Regions from separate parts of the Homo sapiens genome. Here region 2 is linked to region 1. The links are chromatin loops, found by intact Hi-C in ENCODE. Cell type or tissue: gastrocnemius medialis. All regions are shown on one strand.

What was found. Peaks named below come from ENCODE experiments on the same cell type or tissue, not always from the same donor. Only the 100,000 strongest peaks of a DNase experiment are listed, where the experiment ranks them.
Region 2: a loop joins it to region 1, with 14 times the contacts of the local background. A loop is called at or near these places in 49 of 110 quality-filtered maps.

What each region holds. Positions count from the first base shown.
Region 1 is chr7:76,287,898-76,295,897 of GRCh38, forward strand. No RefSeq gene overlaps it. Among named protein-coding and RNA genes, the nearest start is that of HSPB1, 11 kb to the right of the region's middle. RefSeq lists enhancers at 2,343-2,858, 3,515-3,824, 3,891-4,406, 6,757-6,896 and a cis regulatory region at 3,499-4,267. In gastrocnemius medialis, CTCF peaks have their summits at 3,904 (motif pointing right) and 4,124; DNase peaks (open chromatin) are centred at 3,934, 4,584, 6,564 and 6,954; H3K4me3 peaks cover 1,745 bases; H3K27ac peaks cover 4,475 bases.
Region 2 is chr7:76,173,581-76,181,580 of GRCh38, forward strand. It overlaps the pseudogene LOC100420548. Among named protein-coding and RNA genes, the nearest start is that of SRRM3, 24 kb to the right of the region's middle. In gastrocnemius medialis, a CTCF peak has its summit at 4,716 (motif pointing right); a DNase peak (open chromatin) is centred at 4,731; H3K4me3 peaks cover 317 bases.

The DNA of each region.
Region 1 (8,000 bases):
GTTCGAGACCAGCCTGACCAACATGGTGAAACCCCGTCTCTACTGAAAATACAAAAATTAGCCGAGTGTGGTGGTGGGCACCTATAATCCCAGGTACTCAGGAGGCTGAGGCAGGAGAATCGCTTGAACCCGGGAGGCAAAGGTTGCAGTGAGCCGAGATCGAGCCACTGTACTCCTGCCTGGGCAACAGAGTGAGACTCTGTCTCAAAAAAGAAAGAAAAGAAAGAAGAGGAAGGAAAGAAAAAGGAAAGGAAGGAAGGAAAGAAAAGAAAAGAGGCCAGGCGCGGTGGCTCACCCCTGTAATCCCAGCACTTTGGGAGGCCGAGGCAGGCGGATCACGAGGTCAGGAGATCAAGACCGTCCTGGCTAACATGGTGAAAACCCATCTCTACTAAAAATACAAAAAATTAGCTGGGCATAATGGCAGGCACCTGTAGTCCCAGCTACTAGGGAGGCTGAGGCAGGAGAACGGCGTGAACCCGGGAGGCGGAGCTTGCAGTGAGCTGAGATTGCACCACTGCACTCCAGCCTGGGCAACAGAGCGAGACTCCGTCTCAAAAAAAAAAACAAAAAAACAAAAAAACAAAGGAAAGAAAGAAAAAAAACAAAGAAAAGAAAGAGAAAAGAAAGGAAAGAAATGGTGGCCACTTAGGGAAAACCCCGTGCCTGCCTCTGGCTAGGGACTAGCAGGGTGCCTGGAAAGAGTGGTTTACAGAAGTTAATTTCCTTTTTATTTATTTATTTATTAAAAATGTGAGGGCCAGGCTCAGTGGCTCCTGGCCTGTAATCACAGCACTTTGGGAGGCCAAGGCGGGCAGATCATGAGGTCAGAAGTTCAAGACCAGCCTGACCAACATGGAGAAACCCCGTCTCTACTAAAAATACAAAAATTAGCTGGGCGTGGTGGTGCATGCCTGTAATCCCAGCTACTTGGGAGGCTGAGGCAGGAGAATCGCTAGAACCCAGGAGATGGAGATTGCAGTGAGCTAAGATCACACCACTGCACTCCAGCCTAGGTGTCAGAGCGAGACTCTGTCTCAAAAAAAAAAAAACAAACTTGGAGACCAGGTCTCACTCAGTTGCCCAGGCTGGAGTGCAGTGACACGATCTCCATTCACTGTAGCCTTGACCTCCTGGGCTCAAGCAATCCTCCTACCTCAGCCTCCCTAATAGTTGGGACTACAGGTATGCACCACCATACCCAGCTAATTTTTGTATTTTTTTTTTGGTAGAGACAGGGTTTCACCATGTTGCCCAGGCTGGTCTCGAACTTCTGAGCTCAAGCAATCCTCCCAAAGTGCTGAGATTACAAGCATGAGCCACCGCTCCTGGCCTGTATTTCTTTCTTTTATTAGATCTAAAGAAATACACAATTCCTCCTCCTCCCCCTCTTTCTTGCCTCTAGCCTCTCTCTCCTCCTTCCCCTTCTTCTCCGTCATTTCTCTCTCTTAGAGTGGTGGGTTTTAAGCTTGTTTTGAATCAGGTCTTCTTCGAGAATCTGATGAAGGCTGAGAACCCTCCCAGAAGAATGTGCGCATGCCTGCAGTGTGGCTTGTAACACTGGATCTATCACACACATACTCACTCTGAAGGCTTTTAGCGTCCCACCGGTTAAGAACCCTGGTCCACCTCCAATGAGGGTGCGGCTGAGGTGGCCCCTGCTCCCACTTCTGTGTGGGCCATGACATAGGTGTCCTTGGCCCAGTCCCCAGAGCTGGGGCTGTGTCATGACATGACCCCATTCCAGCTTCTTTTCCCCAAAACTAGAAGGGGCACCTGACCAGTGGCTCTGTTTCCTATCCACGGAAGCTGTTCACAGAAGCCCTGGTGATTGGCCAGGTGCGGTGGCTCACGCCTGTAATCCCAGGCCTTTGGGGGGTCGAGGCAAGTGGCTCACTTGAGACCAGAATGGCCAACATGGTGAAACCCCGTCTCTACTAAAAATACAAAAAATTAGACAGGCGTGGTGGTGGGCGCCTGTAATCCCAGCCACTCTGGAGGCTGAGGCAGGAGAATCACCTGAACCTGGAAGGCAGAGGTTGCAGTGAGCCGAGATCCTGCCATTGCATTCCAGCCTGGGCAATAAGAGTGAAACTCCGTCTCTCTCTCTCTCCTCTCTCTCTCTCTCTCTCTCTCTCTCTCACACACACACACACACACACACAAAGAAAGAAAGAAAAAAAGATAACAAAAAGAAGCCCTCGTGATCTCTGTAACCCTTTCTAACAAGTTCAACAAAACGCCTCAAGGCAAGGGGCTGGGCTACGGGGAAGCAGACTTGGCCCTGTGCTAGAGATGCGTGAAACACATCTGCACATCTGAGTGGCAGCACAGTTGAGGTTGTCCTGCAACTCAGCCTGTCTCACACTGAGCATGGCACTGGGCCTAGGGACTCTGCTGTCTGGCTGCTCCGTCCCCCAACCTCCCATCCCATTCCGTCACTGCCCAGCCTGACTGCCTTCTGCACGCCACAGCCAGGCTGCTCCCAGCCATTGCAATTGCTTCCTTCCCACCCCACCTCAGCACCTGGCCCTACCGGCCTCCTCACTGGCCAGCCTGCCTCATTGCCTTCTCCAATCCCTCCTGCTTTTTTCTTTTCTTTCCTTTTTTTTTTTTTTTTTTTTTTTGCGACAGGGTCTCACTCTGTCGCTCAGGCTAGAGTGCAGTGGCACCATTATGGCTCACTGCAGCCTTGATCTCCTGGTCTCAAGAGATCTTCCTGCCTCAGCCTCCTGAGTAGCTGGGACTACGAGTGCACTCCACTACGCCGTTAATTTTTGCTTTTTTGTTTTCTTGTTTTTGTTTTGAGACAGAGTCTCGCTCTGTCACCCAGGCTGGAGTGCAGTGGCACAATCTCGGCTCACTGCAACCTTCGCCTCCTGGGTTCAAGCAATTCTCCTGCTTCAGCCTCCTGAGTAGCTGGGATTATAGGCATGCACCACCACACCCAGCTAGTTTTTGTGTTTTTAGTAGAGATGAGGTTTCACCATGTTGGCCAGGCTGGTCTCAAACTCCTGACTTCAAGTGATCCACCCACCTCGACCTCCCAAAGTGCTGGGATTACAGGCATGAGCCACTGCACCCGGCCATTATTTTTTGTACAGACGGGATCTCGCTATGTTGCCCAGGCTGGTCTCACACTCCTGGCCTAGAGCGATCCTCCTGCCTCAGTCTCCCAAAGCACTGGGATTCCAGGCATGAACCACCATGCCTGACCACTCCCATTATTTCTAACATGCAGATCTGAACACCCATTCACTCATTCCACAAATACTTATTGAACAATTCCTATGTCCCCTGCAGAGTGGCTGGCTCTGAGGACACAGTACTGAATAAATGAGACAGAACTCCTTGCCATGCAGAACCTGCCTCCTGAGGCCACATCCACCAGCTCACAGGCCTTGGAAGGCCTTCTGAGTGACTCCACCTGGCACGTGCCATCCTTGGCTCCTCCCAGGGCGCCCTCCCACCTTATCTCCCATCGCTGCCCTTGATTCCAATACCCCGAGCCCAGCTGGCGCCCCTCATGCCCTCTCTGCCTCCACGGGTTCAGGTGAGCTCACAGGCCAAGGCCCAGCTCAGCCACCTCCTCCTCCATGCGGCCTTCCTGATGTGCAGCTGCCGTGACTACTCCTGTCTCTGGGGTTCTCTGGGAGCCTGTGTTTAGGGCCCAGTCTCTTCTTCCAGTGATTTATTTGCTAGCATGTTTATCTCTCCCCAAAGCTCTGAGCTTCTGGAGGCCAGGACATGTCTTCCTTGTCTCTGCATCGCCCACGTAGGCCACTTTGAAATGTTTGTTGAATGAGTCATCGAGTGAAGGAAGGAACCCGCAGAGGAACGGTTGCAGAAACTTTGGGGGAGGCCTGGGCACCAAAGGCGAGGCGTGGTGGCGGAAAGCCGACACTAGAGGGCGACAGAGAGTAAGGGAAAAAATGCAGCCAGGACCAACAGGCTTGGAGCAGAGAGATGCCTGGGCCAGGGCTCGTCCCAGCCTGGAAGCCCCAAGCCTTCGTCCTCCATGCCTGCCCTGGCTTCGTGGGGAAGGGGTGGGGAGCATACCAGCCCCCCCCCCGCCCCACCCCGTCTGAACTCAGTCAGCCGACTGAACTCTGCTCTATACCCTGGGGAAAGGGAAGAATAGGACCAGGACGGCCGGCAGGAAAACAGGAAACTCCAGTCCCAGAGCAGCGGGCAGAAGACCGTCCCCAGGATGTGGGCACTTCTCGCCAGAGGGTCCTGAGCCTGGGGCGCACTCTTCTGGTTTGGGGTAAACTTGGTCCTCTCGTGGTCTCTCTCTCTTCAGATAGGGCCCAGGGGAGCCCCCACTCCATACCACGTTTTTCCTTCCAACACATACAGCAGCCAGGAGGCCGGACAGAGCTTTCCGGTTTCCTGTTTTCACAACTGTATTTTCCCCTTTCTCCTTAATCAGTTTCCTACAGCCCCAGACAGGGTGACAGGCCACAGGGCACCTGCCCAGCTTGGCTGTCCCAGCCTGTCCCCCATCCCCTCACCACCCCCAACTTTTTTTTTTTTTTTTTTGAGACAGAGTCTCGTTGTGTCACCCGGGCTGGAGTGCAGTGAGTGGTGCAATCTCAGCTCACTACAACCCCCACCTCCCAGGTTCAAGCAATTCTCAAGCTTCAGCCTCCTAAGAGCTGGGACTTTGGGTTTGCACCACCATGCCCGGCTAATTTTTGTAGGTTTTTTTTTTTCTTTTGAGATGGAGTTTCACTCTTGTCGCCAGGCTGGAGTGCAATGGCACGATCTCGGCTCACTGCAACCTCCACCTCCCGGGTTAAAGTGACTCTCCTGCCTCAGTCTCCTGAGTAGCTGAGATTACAGGTGTGCACCACCACACCTGGCTAATTTTTGTATTTTTAGTAGAGATGGGATTTCACCATGTTGGCCAGGCTGGTCTCGAACCCCTGACCTCAGGTGATCTGCCCACCTCAGCCTCCCAAAGTGCTGGGATTACAGGCGTGAGCCACTGCGCCTGGCCTAATTTTTGTATTTTTAGTAGGAACAGGGTTTCACCATGTTGGCCAGGCTGGTCTCAAACTCCTGGCCTCAAGCAATCCACCTGCCTCAGCCTCCCAAAGCGCTGGGATTACAGGCATGAGCCACCTCGTGCGGCCTGCCTGCCTTTTTTTGAGACGTTCTAGAAGACCCCGGGCCTCCTGCCTTCCTCTCTCAGTTGAGGGAATACTCAGCAAACTGGCCCCATCACCAGGCACCTGCTGGCCTCCAGGCCCCCCTCCACTCACCCAAGGAGGCATCTTAGAGACCCAGATGCCTGGGGGTCTCCTACCTCCCCCTCCACCTACCCAAGGAGGCATCTTAGAGACCCAGATGCCTGGGGGTCTCCTACCTCCCCCTCCACCTACCCACTTTCTAGGGCTCTCTTAAGGGGGAAATCTAAATCTATCTCGGGATAGGAATCCCACTCTCCCGCAGGCTTAAGGAGGACTCCTGCCTCATTCACCCCTTTTCTCCATCTCACTCTGATTTAAAGCAGCGCAGGTCATATCCAGGCTTAGCTGGCCAACAGGGAGGGAACGTTCCCATCTCAGGCCTGGTGAGTGTCTCCTGTCCTCCCCTCACTCCTACCTCCACTGTTTAAAAAATGATTCTATGATACTCGTTAAAGCACGAGCAGGAACATTTTATTCAGGATCATCACAAGAGATATCTAGGCAAGACTGCAATGGGATTGTGCAGTGGAGGAAGAGAGATTGGGCTCAACTCTGAAGAGAGCACGGGCAAGGGAGAATTTATGGCCCAGGAGCAGGGTGGCGTGAGTGGATGGAAAATTACTAAGAGGAAATACTGGGGGGTTCTGGCTCAACTGACCTAGCAGGATTCTAGCTGAAGGCCAGCCAGGGAGATCAGACACCACCTGGGAGATGGTAGAGGATGAGGAACCTGATTGGAGGGTGATCAGATCTCAAGGGTGAGCGGCTCTTGCTAAACAGGTTTCTTGCAAAAACTGGATTTACGAACAGGGCGCAGTGGCTCACGCCTGTAATCCCAGCACATTGGGAGGCCAAGGCGGGTGGATCACCTGAGGTCAGGAGTTCAAGACCAGCCTGACCAACATGGTGAACCCCCATCTCTACTAAAAATACAAACTTAGCCAGGCATGGTGGCTCATGCCTGTAATCCCAGCTACTCGGGAGGCTAAGTGAGGCAGGAGAATCGCTTGAACCCAGGAGTCAGAGGTTGCAGTGAGCTGAGATTGCGCCATTGCACTCCAGCCTGGGCAACAGAGCGAGACTCTGTCGGCGGGGGGGTGGGGAAGACTGGATTTATGCAGAGGGGCTTAGGAGGTTCCAGAGTCTGAGTAAAGTTTGGTCAAACGGGGGATCTTTGTCACCCCTTCCCATGTGCACAGCCCTGTCCTGCAGCATTTAGGCTGTGGAGTGGGTAATGCAGGGGACCTGGAGGGGAGGGGAAGAATGGAGGAGAAACTGTTGATTCACGGCCCTGGAAGGAGACTTAGAACATCCAGTCCAATGGTTTCATTGTACAGATCAAGAAAATGAGTCACGGATGCCGGCCCTTGGCCAAGGCTGCAGTCAAAGACATCCAGGTCCCCAGACTCCAGAGCTAGACAGCCAGAGCGGGAGGGGCGGGAGGACAGATCCCCAGCCCTCCCACCTGGTCCCTCTGTGGCCCCCGCTTCAGTGGTGATGGGGGTGGCATGGCCCCCTCCCAGTCCAGCCAGAAACCAGAGGTCCAGGGAGTGGGGCAGGCTGGAGGTGGGTTTTTAGAAGCGGACTCCCAGAGAGACAGTGTCTAGACGTTTCCAGAAAGACCCAGCGTCCCCTCTACCCCACCCCCGGCGCTCTGATTACTGTCGTCCATATTTTCAATTCCCAGCAGGCCCGGGGGCTGGCGTCATCCATCAGCTGTCAGGCCTCTCCAGGGAGCTCGGGCAGCTGCCTGGAGACTCTGGCACTTTCTCTGAGGCGGGGCCAGTGAAGGCGGGGCTGGTTCAGCCGCAGTTGGCAGAGGCCTGCAGAGGGCGTGGCCAGCATGGTCAAGGCCTTGGGCGCAGGGAAAGGAAGGGGGTTAGTCTTGGGGCTGCTGCTGAGCACCCCACATTTGGGGGCTAGAGATGAGGGGAGGGACCGTCCAATGAAGGACTCCCTGGACCTTGCAGTGGGCAATGAAGAAGGGGAAGGGCCATGACCTGCCCTCTCACCCTCCCCCAACCCCACTCCACGGTGGCTTCTGGGAAATCCCTGGGGCTAGAATTTTCCTTTTTTTTTTTTTTTTTTTTTTTTTTTTTTGAGACAGAGTCTTGCTCTGTTGCCCAGGCTGGAGTGCAGTGGCACGATCTTGGCTCACTGCAACCTCCACCTCCTGGGTTCAAGTGATTCTCCTGCCTCAGCCTCCTGAGTAGCTGGGATTACAGGCACATGCCACCACGCCTGGCTAATTTTTGTATTTTTAGTAAAGACGGGGTTTCACCCTGTTGGTCACGCTGGCCTCGAACTCCTGACTTCATGATCCACCCGTCTCGGCCTCCCAAAGTACTGGGATTACAGGCGTGAGCCACTGCGCCCAGCCTGCATTTTCTTCTCTATCCCAGAAAAACCACCCCTGGCATCTCAGTGCTCTGGATGCTGGAGCCAGCCACAGACTGACAGAGAACAGCTGGGCAGGGGGGCATGTGGGAGCCGCCACCCAGCCCTGGCCCCCTTGCCCAGCTCGGTTGCCCAGTGGGGAGGGCAGAGTGCAGCCTCCTAGAAAAAAGGCACCCGGTTAGGCTGGAAGACATGCACTCCTGCCCCTGTGCCCTGGAAGCCCACAGCCCTCTCTGAACTGTCTGGGAAGTCTCCCCCTTGCTGGATGGAGAATAGGGAGGTCTGAGACCCTTACCAGCTTTGTGACCCTGGGGCCATTCTGACCCTCAGTTTTCTCATCTCAATAAATGGGACTCCTAGCTGGATGCCTTGGCTCATGCCTGTAAGCCCAGGTAGTCAGGAGACTAA
Region 2 (8,000 bases), 110 kb before region 1:
AGATGGGGAGCACCATCCTGGGGGCCAGGGGCTGATGGGGACAGGGATGCCTTCTGCAGTGGCGCCCGCGGTGGGCCCCGACCGCCTGGAGGGGCAAGGCTGGGGCAGGGTGGCCCTGGACTTGGCTGACAGGTGTCATTTCCTGCTTCCCTTCACAGGTCAGACAAGGGCAGCATGTCTGAAGACTGCGGGCCAGGTGAGAAGGAATAGGGCCCACTGTGTATGTCATGGTCCGGGAGGGCAACCACCAGCCCTACCCGGCAGCCTTGGCGGGGAGCTCAACTCAGCCCATGAGCCTGGAGTGCTAACGAGCCTCCTCTGCCCACCTGCATCTCCCAGGCCTCACAGCGCTGAGGTGCAAGGCATGCTGGGAGCTTACTGGGGTCGGGGACATGGAGAGCTGGGTGCTGGCCATCACCACTGCCTCCTGTTGATGCCTAGACCCAGGCCCCAGGATCTTGGACCAGCAGCCTCCCCTCTAGGGGGTCTTAGTCACTGGGTCTGTAAATTGGAGCCTCTAAGCCTGGCCTGAGGGCCCCCCTGACCTCCAGTTCTGGTCTGGGCAGGAGCCAGGGGACTGACATGACTTGTCCTAGGTAGGGCCTCAATAACAAGTTACAGACAACAGAATGTTCTGGAAAGACTCACTCTGCCCAGTCAGGCTTGTGCCAGACTTGACCAGATCCTTCCTTTCCTCCTTGCAGGAACCTCTGGGGAGCTGGGTGGGCTGAGGCCGATCAAAATTGAACCAGAGGTTCTGGACATCATTCAGGTCACTGTCCCAGGTAAGGGACGGGCGTCTGACCACCCCCTGCAGAAATCAGGGCCGTATCGTTAGCCTCCCGAGGGTCTGCCCTGGTGAAGAAGAGGCCTCCAGGCCACTGTTTCTCTCCGTGGATTCTGAGAAACATCAGGGTATTGTGAATGCTTTTTCTGGCCACATCTGTCCCCTGCATTGAGAATCAGCGTTCTCAGCTCTGACCTTCCAGAAGGTCCCCTCAAACTTCACCTCCCTGGCTTGGCTTCCCTGGGATTTGTGAGGCTGGTGAGAAGAAAAAGGCATGAGCGTGAGAGGCTCTGAGTTGGACCCTACCCCCTGCCCAGCCTCATTTTCCACATCTTCAGAGGAGAGGGTAGATTTGGGCACTGGATCCTCAGTATGGGGTGACTGTCAGAAGCCAAGAGGGTGCCGGGCACAGTGGCTCATGCTTGTAATCCTGGCATTTTGGGTGGCTGACATGGGAGGATTGCTTGAGGCTAGGAGTTCAAGACCAGCCTGGGCAACATAACAAGACCCCCATCTCTACTAAAAATACAAAGAGTTAACCAGATGTGGTGGTGTGTGCCTGTCAGTGTAGCTTCTCAGGAGGCTGAGGCAGGAGGATCACTTGAGACCAAGAGCTGGAGGCTGCAGTGAGCTGTGATCGCACCACTGCACTCCAGCCTGGGCAACAGAGTGAGACCCTATCTCAAAAAAAAAAAAAATGACTGGGCGCAGTGGCTCACGTCTGTAATCCCAGCACTTTGGGAGGCCGAGGCGGGCAGATCACCAGAGGTCAGGAGTTTGAGACCAGCCTGGCCAACATGGTGAAACCCCATCTCTACTAAAAACACAAAAATTAGCCAGGCATGGTGGCTCACGCCTGGTAGTCCCAGCTACTCGGGAGGCTGAGGAAGGAGAATCGCTTGAACCCAGGAGGCAGAGGTTACAGTGAGCCGACATGGCGCCACTGCACTCCAGCCTGGACGACAGTGTGAGACTCCATCTCGAACCAAAAAAAAAAGAGAGAAAGAAAAAGACCCTTGCCTGTGGGGAGACTGGGCTGGGTGGTCCCTGAAGGACTGTGACAGGAGTATGACAGGCAGAAGACACCCATGTCATTTGGAGTTTTGTCTTCAGATGCCTTGCCAACCTCTGAGGAAATGACAGACTCAATGCCTGGGCACCTGCCATCGGAGGATTCTGGTTATGGGATGGAGACGCTGACAGGTAAGAAATGGACCTGGGCTGGTGGTGCTTAGGACTCATCTCCCCAGGGAGCAAACGGAAAGGGGTGGGCCAGGCAGGCCCCAGACTTTTCTTGATTTTGACCGCCTCTAGTAGAGGAAACCCAATATATGCCTGACCCCAATCCAAGGCTGGGTTCCTTTTGGAAACCTCAAGTAGGCTCTATTTATTTATTTAGAGACTTTGGAGCAATCTCAGCTCATTGCAACCTCCGCCTCCCGAGTTCAAGCGATTTTCCTGCCTCAGCCTCCTGAGTAGCTGGGATTACAGGCACGTGCCACCATGCCTGGCTAATTTTGTATTTTTAGTAGAGACAGGCTTTCACCATGTTGGTCAGGCTGGTCTCGAACTCCTGACCTCAGGTGATCCACCCTCATCAGCCTCCCAAAGTGCTGGGATTTTAGGCGTGAGCCACCACACCCGACCATAGGCCCCATTTCTAACAAGGCCCAGCATGCTTCCCAGGAGCCACCTGTTGGGATTAATTTGTCCGTTTATCCAACAGCTATTTATTGAGCATCTATTGTGTACCAGGTCCTGTGTAAGGAGCTGGAGACAAAGCAGTGAACCAAGCAGAAGTACCCACCTCCTGGGGTGCACATCTGCCTGTGAAGAGATAGATGGATAGTAAGCAAATAAGTAAAATAGGCAGGCTAAGGTGGCTCATGCCTGTAATCCCAACACTTTGGGAAGCCAAAGCGAGGGGATTACTTGAGGCTGGGAGTTCAAGATCAGCCTGGGCAACATAGAGAGACCCATCTCTTAAATGTTTTGAGATGGAGCCTTACTCTGTTTCCCAGGCTGGAGTGCAGTGGCGCGATCTCAGCTCACTGCAACCTCCGCCTCCTGGGTTCAAGCACTTCTCCTGCCTCAACCTCCTGAGTAGCTGGGATTACAGGTGCCCGCCACCATGCCTGGCTAACTGTTTTGCATTTTTAGTAGAGGCGGGGTTTCACCATGATGGCCAGGCAGGTCTCGAACTCCTGACCTCAAATGATCCTCCTGCCTCGGCCTCCCAAAGAGCTGGGATTACAGGCGTGAGCCAACGCACCCTGACTCAACAAATATTTATTGAGCACCTACTGTGTACTAGGTCCTGCACAAGGCGCTGGGGAAAAAGCAGTGGACCAAACAGATGTCCCCACCTCCTAGGGTACACATCCTCATGTGGAGAGATAAACAGTAAGCAAATAAGTAATATAAGCAGGGCAAGGTGGCTCACGCCTGGCTCACCTCCCAGGAAGGCCCTCAAAAGGGCTCTGGCAGCTTTGCCCCCTACACAGGCATGAGACACAGGGGTTGAGATTCCTGGCCCTGTGGCACCGGGTGGCCTTACAGCAGCCATGTCTCTGCAGCCAAGGCCATTGGCATCTCGGAGCCCGTCAAGGTGCCATACTCCAAGTTTCTGATGCACCCGGAGGAGCTGTTTGTGGTGGGGCTGCCTGAAGGCATCTCTCTCCACAGGCCCAACTGCTTCGGGATCGCCAAGCTCTGGAAGATTCTGGAGGCCAGCAACAGCATCCAGTTTGTCATCAAGAGGTAAGGCCCGACCAGGTCCACGGGAGACAGCACCGGGCCTGCTCAGCACCCAGGGTCAGGAGCAGCACCAAATTGCCATCAAGCGATTTTTGTGCCTCAGCCACCCGAATAGCTGGGACCACAGGTGTGTGCCACCATGCCCAGCTAATTTTTTGATTGATTGATTAATTGATTGGTTGGTTGATTGATTTTATTTTTTTAGAGATAGGGTCTGGCCATATCGCCCAGACTGTTCTCAAACTCCTGGACTCAAGCCATCTCCTGCCTGGGCCTCCCAAAGTGATTACAGGCGTGAGCCACCGTGCCTGGCCACTATTTCTTTCTTTTTTTTTTCTTTAGACAGAGTCTCACTCTGTCTCCCAGGCTGGAGTGCAGTGGTGCAGTCTTGGCTCACTGCAACCACAGCCTCCTGGGTTCAAGCAATTCTCCTGACTCAGCCTCTTGAGTAGCTGAGACTACAGGTGCCTGCCACCATGCCCGGTTAATTTTTGTATTTTTAGCAGAGACGGGGTTTCACCATGTTGGCCAGGCTGGTCTTGAACTCCTGACCTCAGGTGATCCGGCCACCTCAGCCTCCCAAAGTGCTGGGATTACAGGCATGAGCCACAGCGCCCGGCCTTTGTTTTGTTTTTGAGATCAGGTCTCCCTCTGTTTCCCAGGCTGGAGTGCAGTGGTACAATCATAGCTCACTGCAGCCTCCACCTTCCAGGCCCAAGTGATCCTCTTGCCTCAGCCTCCTGAGTAGCTGGGACTACAGGCATATGCCACCACACCTAATTTTTTTTTTTGTAGAGTCGGGGTCGCTCTATGTTGCTCAGGCTGGTCTCCAACTCCTGGATTCCTCCCACCTCAGTCTCCCAAAGTGCTGGGATTACAGGCATAAGCCACCCACCAGGTGGAGAACCAGTCTTTAAATAACAGAGTGTGGGAGTAGGGGGCGCCCAGGGCGAAGGTACTTAGACAGCAGAAGAGTCCATCCAGCAAAGAAGCTGCTGTTAAGTCCTGGGGCCACCCAGCCACGCTGGGTAATTATAAAGAAAGCAAGTCTCGAGTCTCGTCTGCGATCGCGGACGGGATGAACAGCGTAACCTAGAACAACCCTGACCTCCACGAGGAGGACCTGGTCTCCCGCAGGCCACAACTCCCCCGCAGTTCCCGCCTGCTGCCTGCAGAGGGAGCCAGAGGCTGAGGCTGCACCAGCCCTGCTCCAGCCCCGGGAGGTCACGGTCGGCAGAATGCTCATTAGCATTCCAGAGCCAAATCCAGCTTCCGGCTCTGTCTGGTCTCTGCTCATCTAGGCAGGAGGGACAGCCGCCTTCAGACGGCGAGAAGGGAGGCCGGAGTGGATCCAGGAGGGCGGTGGAAACCGGAGACACAGTATCGGTGCAGGAAGTGCAGAAGCTGTCATCTTGCCCAAGAGAAGCAAGGCAGAGACCAAGCACGGTGGCTCACGCCTGTAATCCCAGCGCTTTGGGAGGCCCAGGTGGGAAGATCCCTTTAGCCCAGTTCAAGACAAGCCTGGGCAACATAGTGAGACTGCCCCCCACCTCCCATGTCTCTACAAAAAATTTAAAAATTAGCCGGGGATGGTGGTGCATATCACCCATATACCCAGCTACTTGGGAGGCTGAGGCAGGAGGATTGCCTGAGCCCAGGAGATGGAGGCTGCAATGAGTTATGATCATGCCACTGCACTCCAGCCTGGCCAAAAAGCCAGATCCTGTCTTAAAATTTAAAAACAGAGAGAGGAGCAAGGTGGTGCCCCACAAGATGAATTGTCAGGGAAACTTCCATTAACCAGGTAACCTTGACTCCCTCCTGGCTCCACTGCCCTGTGGGGACAGCAGGGACAGGACATTCCTGCCTGACATGCCCAGGGGATAGGGATCAATTACTCCAAACTCAGGGTGGGAGGAAGCTGCTGGGGACAAGGAGGGAGAGCTGGAGCCTGCCCTGCAGCCACTATGGATGTCTGCAGTAATCTCCATCCAGAGGCCGGGCATAGTGGCCTACTCCTGTAATCCCAGCACTTTGGGAGGCTGAGGCGGGCAGATCACGAGGTCAAGAGATTGAGACCATCCTGGCCAACAGTGTGAAACCCCATCTCTACTAAAAGTACAAAAAATTAGCCAGGCATGGTGGCGTGTGTCTGTAGTCCCAGCTACTCGGGAGACTGAGGCAGGAGAATTGCTTGAACCCGGGAGGTGGAGGTTGCAGTAAGCCAAGCTCGTGACACTGCAGGGGGCCTGGAGACAGAGCAAGACTCTGTTTCAAAAACAAAAATAGGCCAGGCGCAGTGGCTTACGCCTGTAATCCCAGCACTTTGGGAGGCGGAGGTGGGAAGATCACGAGGTCAGGAGATCGAGACCATCCTGGCTAACATGGTGAAACCCCGTCTCTACTAAAAATACAAAAAAATTAGCGGGGCGTGGTGGCAGGCGCCTGTAGTCCCAGCTACTAGGGAGGCTGAGGCAGGAGAATGGCATGAACCCAGGAGGCGGAGCTTGCAGTGAGCTGAGATTGTGCCACTGCACTCCAGCCTGGGTGACAGAGCGAGACTCCATCTCAAAATACAAATAAAAATAAATAAATAAATAAATAATAAATAAAAAAATTAAAATCCCCATCCAGGCGCTGGCAGGCTCTAGCCTACAGGGGGCTGGGCCCGGGTCTCCCGGTGCTTGCCTCTGTGGGTCCCAGTTCCTAATCTCGTAGGGCTTGAGATGGAATTCCTCAGTTTCCCCACTCGCAGAGGCTGCCCACATCCCGCCCCTGCCTGCGCCCTGGCCCCCACGGACTCATAACTTGGGGCGAACTTCCTGCATCAGCCAGAGCTGGCCAGCCAGAAATGAGTTCTTTTCCTCCTCTTAATTTTCTTCTAGTTGCTTAAGTTTCCTCGCAAAGTCTAAGGGGGTCACCCTGGGTCAGGCAGAACAAGATGCTGAGAGATAGGACCAGGTGGGCTGATCTGGGGCTGGTTTGTACCAGCACAGCAGATGTGATTGTGAGATGGGGAAATGTCTGAACTGACTCATCAACAGTGGTGGCCCCAGTCTGCAGATCCTCTCCTGCGACCCCCCTGGGAGCCCCCCAACCCCACCCCACCCATGGAAAACAGTAATCTTAACAAATGACATTTGCAAAGGCCTTGTTTCCAAATGAGGCCATATTCTGAGAAACTGGGACTTAGGACTTCAATACATGAATTTTTAGGAATAAAATTCAACCCATCCCACTAAATATATGGAGTAAAAAGTTGAGAGCACCCTACACACAATACACATTCCAAAGGCAATTTCCATCTTCATTCTAGATGTTTGTCCTTCGAGATCTTTTTCTATTCATTGATTTGTTTATTTATTTGAGACAGGATCTTGCTCTGTCGCCCAGGCTGGAGTGCAGTGGCGCGATCTCGGCTCACTGCAACCACTGCCTCCCGGGTTCAAGCGATTCTCCTGCCTCGGCCTCCGGAGTGGCTGGGATTACAGGGATGCGCCACCATGCCATACTATTTTTTGTATTTTTAGTAGAGATGGGGTTTCACATTGTTGGCCAGGCTGGCCTCGAACTCCTGACCTCAGGTGATCCACCCATCTCAGCCTACCAAAGTGCTGGGATTACAGACATGAGCCACCTCACGTGGCCTAGTGAGTAATTATTTTAATAGCACAGTAGGCCAGGCGCCATGGCTCACACCTGTAATCCCAGCACTTTGGAAGGCCGAGGTGGGCGGATCTCGAGGTCAGGAGATCGAGACCATCCTGGCTAACACAGTGAAACCCCGTCTTTACTAAAAATACAAAAAAAAAATTAGCCGGGCGTGGTGGCGTGCACCTGTAGTCCCAGCTACTCAGGAGGTTGAGGCAGGAGAATTGCTTGAACCCGGGAGATGCAGGTTGCAGTGAACCGAGATTGCACCATTGCACTCTAGCCTGGGCGACAGAGTGAGACTCCGTCTCAAAAACAAAAACAAACAAACAAAAAAACCAGCGTCCTCCCTGCAGATGAGCAGGAGATCGAAGGGCCCAAGAATAAGGTGCTGACCCCCAGCACACACCCACAGAGCTGCCCCCTCCCCAACCAAGCTTTGGCCCAAAGGGAGGGTCCCAATGCAGGGCTTTGGAGTGGTTTCCCAGTGGGTTCACTATTCCCTATTCTCTCCGCAAGGCCAAAGCTAATAAACGAAGTGCTGATCTGCCTCCAAAGCCTCTCCCCAGCCTATTAGATGACAACAGATGTGTATCGTAGGATTCCATATATGGGGGTAAAATGTATTTGCAGTTGAATATAAAAGCATAGAGGCTGGGCACGGTGGCTCGTGCCTGTAATCCCAGTACTTTGGGAGGCCAAGGCAGGAAGATTGCTTGAGCCCAGGAGTTCGAAACCAGCCTGGTCAACATAGTGAGACCTCGTCTCTATCAAAACTAAAAAAATTTTGCCAGGTGTGGTGGTG